2 separate regions of the Mus musculus genome follow, and region 2 is linked to region 1. A link is a loop called in an ENCODE intact Hi-C map of the cell type or tissue named here. Cell type or tissue: left cerebral cortex. All regions are shown on one strand.

Evidence for each region. Peaks named below come from ENCODE experiments on the same cell type or tissue, not always from the same donor. Only the 100,000 strongest peaks of a DNase experiment are listed, where the experiment ranks them.
Region 2: a loop joins it to region 1, with 2.3 times the contacts of the local background. A loop is called at or near these places in 1 of 42 quality-filtered maps.

Annotation. Positions count from the first base shown.
Region 1 is chr15:39,792,679-39,796,678 of GRCm38, reverse strand. Dpys (dihydropyrimidinase) reads left to right here. Exons shown (of 10, transcript NM_001164466.1): 8 at 3,245-3,452. Among named protein-coding and RNA genes, the nearest start is that of Gm16291, 2.4 kb to the left of the region's middle. In left cerebral cortex, no CTCF peak of the experiment used is centred here; a DNase peak (open chromatin) is centred at 1,780; H3K27ac peaks cover 945 bases.
Region 2 is chr15:39,744,851-39,748,850 of GRCm38, reverse strand. It overlaps Dcstamp (dendrocyte expressed seven transmembrane protein), which reads right to left and starts at 2,921. Exons shown (of 4, transcript NM_029422.4): 1 at 2,884-2,921. In left cerebral cortex, no CTCF peak of the experiment used is centred here; DNase peaks (open chromatin) are centred at 1,200, 1,832 and 2,332; H3K27ac peaks cover 2,030 bases.

The DNA.
Region 1 (4,000 bases):
GACGCTCCAGAGAACAGCAGAATTGCAGCTTTGACTGGAAGGGAAACGCTGGGTGCGGATGACACCCTGTCAGACACCTTCCTTGTGAAAGTGGGAGCAATTCTTTTAGCTGCTGGTGATAATGCCTAGAATTTACATCCTGTGTGAGTGTGACTGCATTTATATAGTGCCTGCTTTGTAAGAAAGCATCTCCTGGATGTTATCGAATTTCCTCTTGCTCTTGCTAAGCTTGAGGGTGAGAAAAATCAAAGTAACGTCCTTTATTTGGTATGAAGCAGAGAAATCTGATTTGATGTTTTTCCGTGTCAACCGCCTCTTAAAATCTCAACTCAAGTCACAGAAACAGTGCACAAACAGGGTCCTCCACATCCATTTCCCCAGCTGCCTTTCATATTGCCCACACGTGCACGCATTTCATTTCTAGAGGTGTTAATGGCCTGTTGTCTTCCTGTCTAATATAAGACGCTTTTGCTTCTCTGGAATATTCTTACTTCTCATCATGCACAATGCTACGTATTCTATTGAAGAATCAGAGGGAACTCGTTTGCTTCAGCTTCTCAGTAGTGTAGACTGACTGTAGTGGCGGTCGCCGTGCATAGAACACACTCCCCTGTTAGCGTGCGTTCCTTGGTTCCAGAGACTTTTGTTTCTCTCCCATTCCTTCACTTCACAACGCCATTTCAGTATGGATTTAAATTTTTTGAGATCATAATTTGACCACATCTCTCCCCTCTAAACCCTTCCACAAACATCTCCCCACTCTCCCTCAAATCCATGGCCTCTTTTCTTTTTGAATTAATTTATTATTTCATAAGCATTAATTTTTCCTTGTTACTGAAAGTAGACTTTTTTATCAATATACCCTGATCATGATTTCCCTTCCCTCTACTTCTCCCCGTTCCTCCCCACATCTCCTCCCACCTGAGACCACCCCTTTCTGTCTCTCATTAGAAAAGAAACCGGCTTCTAGGGGACTATACTATACTATGATAAAACAAAAACAAATATGTCAGAATAGGACAAAATAAACGAACAGAAGGGGAAAGCCAAGAAAAGGCATAAGGAATAAACACAGATGTAAAGACTGGCTAGTTCCCACATTCAGAAATCCCATAAAGCCACTAAACTGAAGGGCTGGGTACATAGACAAAGAACCTGCAGGGTAAAAAGAGAGAAGAAACATATATAAATAAAAAAAGATAAAATTTGAAAAGAAAAAACCCCAGACATGACATTGTAAGATGAAAATCACCTCCAAAGATGTCTGTGTGTTAACTCTGGTGGCCATCTATGGCTGGGCACATGGCCTACCATTGAGAGCAGTTTGTTTCCTCAGTGAGATTCCCTTAGAGAAAACCAAACTTTCATTTGCAAGAGGTTGTCAGTAAGAGATGGCTTCTGGCTTAGAGATGGGGTGTCCATGTCTTTCAGGTCATCAGCAAGTATTTTTAACCATTTTGCCTAAAACCACCTCACCAAAGCATCCGCTCAAAAACTTTTTTATTGTTGAACTTGGCTTATTTTGCAATACAAACCTAACAGAGTTCAGTCTTGACAAAAATGCCCACCTTAAACATCTTTGAAGACACCAAGTGAATCAGATCCCAACTTGTAACATTGTAGGATGATTTTAGTCCCAATGAAGACAGGCCTAGAAGAAAAATCCCACAGGAAAAGAAGATGCACTTGGTCCTAAAACCTCCATCAATTATAAGCCTTTGATCTGCCCCATCGAAAGCCAGGGCTTGTCTGCTTCCCTTGTGATCTTTATAAAAAGCTGTTTGTCCTTTGAGTCCTCCAGTGAAATGGGTTCTTAGACGATGCATTTATAGCTCGTCTTCATCGCCTCTGTTCTTGAGAACGATTTGCTGCTTAAATTGCTTAAAAAAAAAAAAAGACTTGGTTTTAAGCTCGATTTTGCTAGATTCTATCAACTGGGAAAAGCTTGGAACCTTTTTTTTTTTTCTTCTAGCCTTCATTCCTAGGCTTCAAGAAGCCTTGGTCTGACAGGTGCACCAGAAGCAGGGGTCATCAGGAGTCCTAGAGCACTAGACAGCTCCAGTCTAAGAACATTCATGCAGCATGCTACAGGGAGAACACAGAATGGTAGCCATGAGCTGTGGGATGGTGGCACCCAGGCTTTGACACACTGTGAGGGCCACAGATATCATTTTAACCTGAAAGTCTGGCCTTCCTCTATGTTGACTCCTTGTTGGCTTTTTCTTTCTTTTTAATCTTTTCTCACAAACACACATTTCATCGTAACTCAGTCTGTAGCCAATGTCTTCATTTTCCTATTTAGTAACTAGACACTTGAGCCAGCCCTCCCCTCCTCAGTATGCGAAGTTCTGGCTATATTTGTATTTCTTCTTCCTCAGCAGGGATTTTTCCCACAATCCCTTACCTATAAGAGCCTTTGTTGTAGCTTGCAAAGACCATACGACCCAACAGGTTCACTGCTGGGTCTTTACAATAGAGAAGCACTCACACAGTGTATATAAAGTATTCTTTGCAAAGAAACACTCTGTGAGGTAATGTATCAGCTAACTGGCCATTTAGTCCTTCCATACTGTTTACATCAAAATAACAAATTGCCCAGGGCAAATACATAGTTTTATCTTTCATTGTAAAAAGTAAAATTAAACTAAGTCAGTGGGGTTGATAATGAATGTGCAAACATGTGATACAAAATGCTAAGTGTTATTTTAACATATCTATTCCCACTGTTCTTAAATTTCTCATTTGTCATTGACCAGGGGAAATCTTTCGTAACGTATTTCTTTTCTTGATAACTACCAAATTCAATTTAATAACTGTCAAGTAGTAGTTTCCCCGGAAGGCAGGAGTGAGAATGGATTTGGGACGGGTACTGAGAGAGCCCCAGCTGCATCTGTCAAAGTCAACGCTCTGTAGAACTGAGCCAGCGTGCTCATCTGTGCTTCGAATGTCTTTAACTAAAAGGTAGGGATAGGGAGGCTGCTCTTTGAAATGCTTTTAAAAAATCAATACGGCAGACATTGCCCTACCTCAGTCTATCTGTTTGTCACTGTAAAGAGCAGTCTCTTGGGTTTTCCTCTTCAAGAATATGATAACTTTGCAGTAAAATGGCAGTGGTCTGTTTAGTTCTGGAAGCCTCCTGGTACCAAGTTCTGGACTTGGAGTTCAAGTTTTCTTCCAAGTCAGTTCTGTAGCGTTCTGTATTCACCAGTGATGACCTGGAACTGTTCTGGTTTTACAAACACAGGAGGATCTCAGCCAAAACTCATCATCAGGCCGTTAACTTCAACATCTTCGAGGGCATGGTTTGTCACGGGGTGCCCCTGGTGACTATTTCAAGAGGCAGAGTGGTGTATGAAGCAGGTGTTTTCAACGTCACAGCAGGACATGGGAAGTTTATTCCCCGCCAACCCTTTGCCGAATACATTTACAAACGAATCAAGCAGCGAGACCAGGTGAGTGGCAACACAGTGACCAGTGCTGTCTACACACCTTGGGTGTCAGGTTCGTCATTTATTGTTCACGGTGGCGGCACCATGTCAGAGTGCATTTAACATGCTCCTGGAGAGTCAAGATTGACCAGAGAAGACAGGCACACCCCAGCTTTCAGTGAAAGAGTAAATCCCCTAGTTGGAGGTTTGTAGATGTGTCTCTTATAGTTTTCTTGACTTTCTTTTTCGGGATAGGGCCTTAAGCAACCTATTCATCATTAGGTATGGGTCTTCCAAGAACCAGGCATCCAGATGGATCAAGTGGGGTTTGTCGGAGACACCTGTGAGAGAATAGTTAAAGGAGCTGGGGAAACACTGAGGGCAAAAATGCCATTTAAGGATGACCTGAGAGACAGGAGAAGCCAGGAAAGGGAGGGACACATTTTAGAAGGCTAGCTATACAGGGCACATCTGGTTGGGTTCTGTTTAGGGAGAACCTTTAGGCCACCTGTACTGGCTAGTTTTGTGTCAACTTGACACAGCTGGAGTTATCACCGAGAAAGGAGCTTCAG
Region 2 (4,000 bases), 48 kb after region 1:
AGTCTATCATGAGTTCTTGGGTGTCTGCTATTGTCCTGAGGCCTGAGCGAGGGGCTCCTTTTGGAGTCTTTCAAGGCCACCATAACAAAATGCCTTAGGGAGAAGCAGGGGATGTTATTTCTTAGAGTTTTGGAAACTGGAAGACCCTGTTCATGGTTTCACAGGAAGAGGCTCTGGTGAGGGCTTTCCTCCAGTGTACAGATAGTTGCTTCCTCTCTGTGTGTTCTCAGGTAGCAGAGCGGGGAGAGGGGAATCAGGGTTTCTCCTCCTTTTTGTCTCTCCTCTCCTTCTTTTTATTTTTCCAGTATGTTATCGTTAATCAAGTATGAAGCCTCCATCTCTCTGTTGGATCAGTTTTGTCTCTCTCTTCAGCGATGGTAAGCCATAACCTATCAGTCACTTTGGGTGAGGTCTCATTAACCTCATCAACTCCCTTAGAGAGTGCACTTCCTTGGACAGCCACACTGGGCACATGCATTCCACACTGGGCACATGCATTCAATGCCCAGCCACCTGTCCTTGGGTGCTGTCTAACTGTTATAAAACATTGGCTCATTCTGACTGATTTTGAGCTCAGTTGCCAGTTTGCACTTGATCTTCTCGAAGGTCATGACTTCCTCCAGTGTTCCCGCCCCTGCTGGCCTTAGCCCACCTCCCAGCCATGCCCTGGGATCTCTTCTCTTCACCTTGTTGCTTGGGGTAGCTTGAGTGTGCTGTAAGCTGATTTCCAGTCTCTGCATCTTGGCATTTCTTTGAGCTCCCTTTGCTTCTCTTGCTTTCTGTGTACCGGACCGAGTCCCTCAGCCTCTATGCTATTTCTGTTGGCAGCTTCTAAAAGCCTCCTTGATCCCTTTAACCTATAATTTCTCTTCATTTTGCTTCCATTATCAATAATGCTTATTGCCTGACTCAACAGCCTTGTCTCTTCAACATAAAGAGCCTGCTTCTTGCTCTTACAGCATCAATTTTCCAAGAGTAAGCACCACTACCTTGCTTTTATCCCTAGCCTACAGTTTGCAACACGCCCCAAGCAGGCAAGCCTTAGCTCAAGTTTACAGCAGAGTGCCACCAGGATCCTGTCTTTCTTTCATAGGGTTAAGGGGACTTTCATGAGACCTAGTTGGGTGGGTGGGTGGGGGGCAGAAAAGAACAGAGCTGTGGTGAAGACCCTGAGTCAAACCCAGTGCCCTGCAGAGCTGCGCAGTCAGTGTATTTAACCTGAGCCCACAGTTACCTGCTTTTATGCAGAGCTGAGTTGTTGCCATAGAAATGGGAACACCAGCCCTTTCCATCTACTCTGCTTATGTAGCTAGAAAACACAGCTGCTGGGGTTTTCTCTGGTACTCTGTGTGTGTGTGTGTGTGTGTGTGTGTGTGTGTGTGTGTGTGTGTGTGTGTGGTGTGTGTGTGTGTGTGTGTGTGTGTGTGCGCGCGCGCGCGCGCGCGAACATGCGCACTACTCCTATTCCTGAGCACTATCCTTTGAACACAAATCAAACTTCAACATCCATGTATGTTTCCTATCTTGCTTCAGATACAAGGTGCAGTAAGATACTATAACACATAGACCATGAAACAGTAACAACTTGCAAGCAAATGGCCTGCCCTGAGAGTGCTCTAGAATGCTCCCCAGTGAGGCACACAGTAGGCCTGCTGCTCTACTGAGGGTGCAAGAGAAAAAGGTCAGGAGCTATGACCTCCAGGACTATTGCTGTTTCTCTCGCTGGCAGAACACTGCCAGCTCATTCTGACCCTGCTTCTGCACAGAATCCAATGGCCTAAACTCAGCCAGCACAGTTTATCTGCAGTCACCCGAGGGAAATTACCCCAATGGGATAATCTGTCATTTCCTCCAGGGCACCTCCAACCAATTCTGCCTCCAGCTTTCTTTGGGACCTGACATGATGTGAAAAGTCATTTGAAAATAAATTCCTGCAAAAGGCAGAGAGAAATTTTGAAAAGGTTCCAGGCATGGAGACAGGATGCCTGCCCTCTAGCTTGTACCTGCCTATATGGGCTGTGTGGCCTTTGATAGGTCATTTCACCTCCTGGGCCTTCAGCTTGCTCCCTGCTGACCCAGTGGTCTCTAGGTGAGAGATGAATGCTAGCCACAAATGCCCGGAATGAGCACTTGGCAGCCACTTCTGAGGCAGAGAATCAAAGCTCGGCTGGCCCTGGGAGTGGGACACAGGAGGAATGAAAGGTGACCGCTCGCCTTTTTCTTATCTTTTTTTATTCCCCCTCTTTCTTGCTTGCTGTTAAGCTCTTGAAACTTTTTATCTTTTGGTTGGGAACACGCTGTTCTCTCAGGCTGCCAAAATAGTGTGAGCGGGAGCTGCAGCCTCCTCTGAGGTGGAACGAATTCCTCATCACTCTGGTTTAGTCATTTTTGCCTTGGGAAAGCCAGCAACTGCATTCTCCAAGAAGGCGGACTTCATCCAGAAGGAGATTAATGGAAGCCTCGGGGTAAACAAAGTAGCAAGTGCAGGACAATTCACCCAGTCACTGTGTGCTGCAAAGCCGGGAGGGAAGCTCTCGGTTGGCCAAGCTGGCTCGCTTTGCCTCAGTGAACCCTACAAACCAGCTCCCATGCTAACCACAGCCAGGACGTCAGGCCAGAGACCCACTCTTCCCAAGACAGGTAGACGTGAGCTACTGGGCCTTCAGCAGGACACCCCTCAGCAGTCTTCCCTGAGCTTGAGAGGCCAGGTACCAGCCCTGAAAAGCTGTCTTCCCATTCCTTCACCACAAAAGCAGATGACTAAGGTAGAAGACAGGTTTAAAAGTACTCTCTGGTCCTGGGGCTGGATTCCTGGATTCCTGGATTCCTGGATTCTTTTAAAAGCAATTTTAGAAGCAAGATTATATTTGAAAGTTTACTTACAAGTTCCGCTTAGGTTCCTCCACAAGCACAAAGCACACCCTTCTGGAAGCTCGTAGGCTTAATATAGGTCAGGGAAAGGGGAACTGGACATGAGAAGGTAGGTGGGCCACATCACCCTGAATCAATCTTCTCATTTCCTCCACAAAGTGACGAAGTTATTTAATGTCATCAAGGGTAAAAACTGGAAAAAGGAGCCACAGGTTTCATTCCAGCACTTTCCTTAGACATTAACCCTAGGAAATAACATAATAGGATATTTTCAAAACAATGAGTTGTAGAAATGAGGACCCCCCCCCATTCTCTTCCTTCCCTTTTTCCTCCCTGCTCACCCCAGCCATGGGGAGGGCAGATTGGTCTTGCCCTCAGGCCCCACCCACAGCTGAAAAGTCAGATTTCTGGATGAGCCCATAGCTCTGAAGCTACTAGGTGATTCCAACGCACACATAGTACTTATCAGCTTAGAAGTTTACTTCTCTGGCTGAAAAGACCATTGTTCTTCAAAAGATGTAGACAAGTCTCAAAAACTTTGTATAAAGCCAGTCAATCAGTCTGTGAAAGTTTTTATGTTAAATGGCTTAGTCGGCCATCATTGGGAGGAGAGGCCCTTGGTCTCGCGAAGATCATACGCTCTAGTACAGGGGAACGCCAGGGCCAGGAAGCGGGAGTGGGTGGGTTGGAGAGCAGGTCTGGGAGAGGGTATAGGGGACTTTGGGGATAGCATTTGAAATGTAAATGAAGAAAATATCTAATAAGAAAAAAATTTAAAAGCAAAAAAATTTACAATTTCTAGGCAAATTCAAATGTCTCTAAGAAGGATGTTGCCTTAAATATTATTACTAATAACAATTTTGATCATATGACTGAGTGAAAAGCTATAGAAATGTCAAGGTATCAAGTCATATTTTCAAAATTATTACCCATATGCATTTGCAAGCTTGTCAGAATTTCAAAGACACACCTACACATTAAGAAGTGACATTTACAATTAATCTCCTGATTAAATTATCGATATTCTCTCTTCTCAAAATGTTTCTTTTATTTATTTCATATGTGCTGTCTGGACTCTTCAACAATGCCAACAGTTTTCCTGTCTCCCTAAAATTTTGGAAGTATTCAT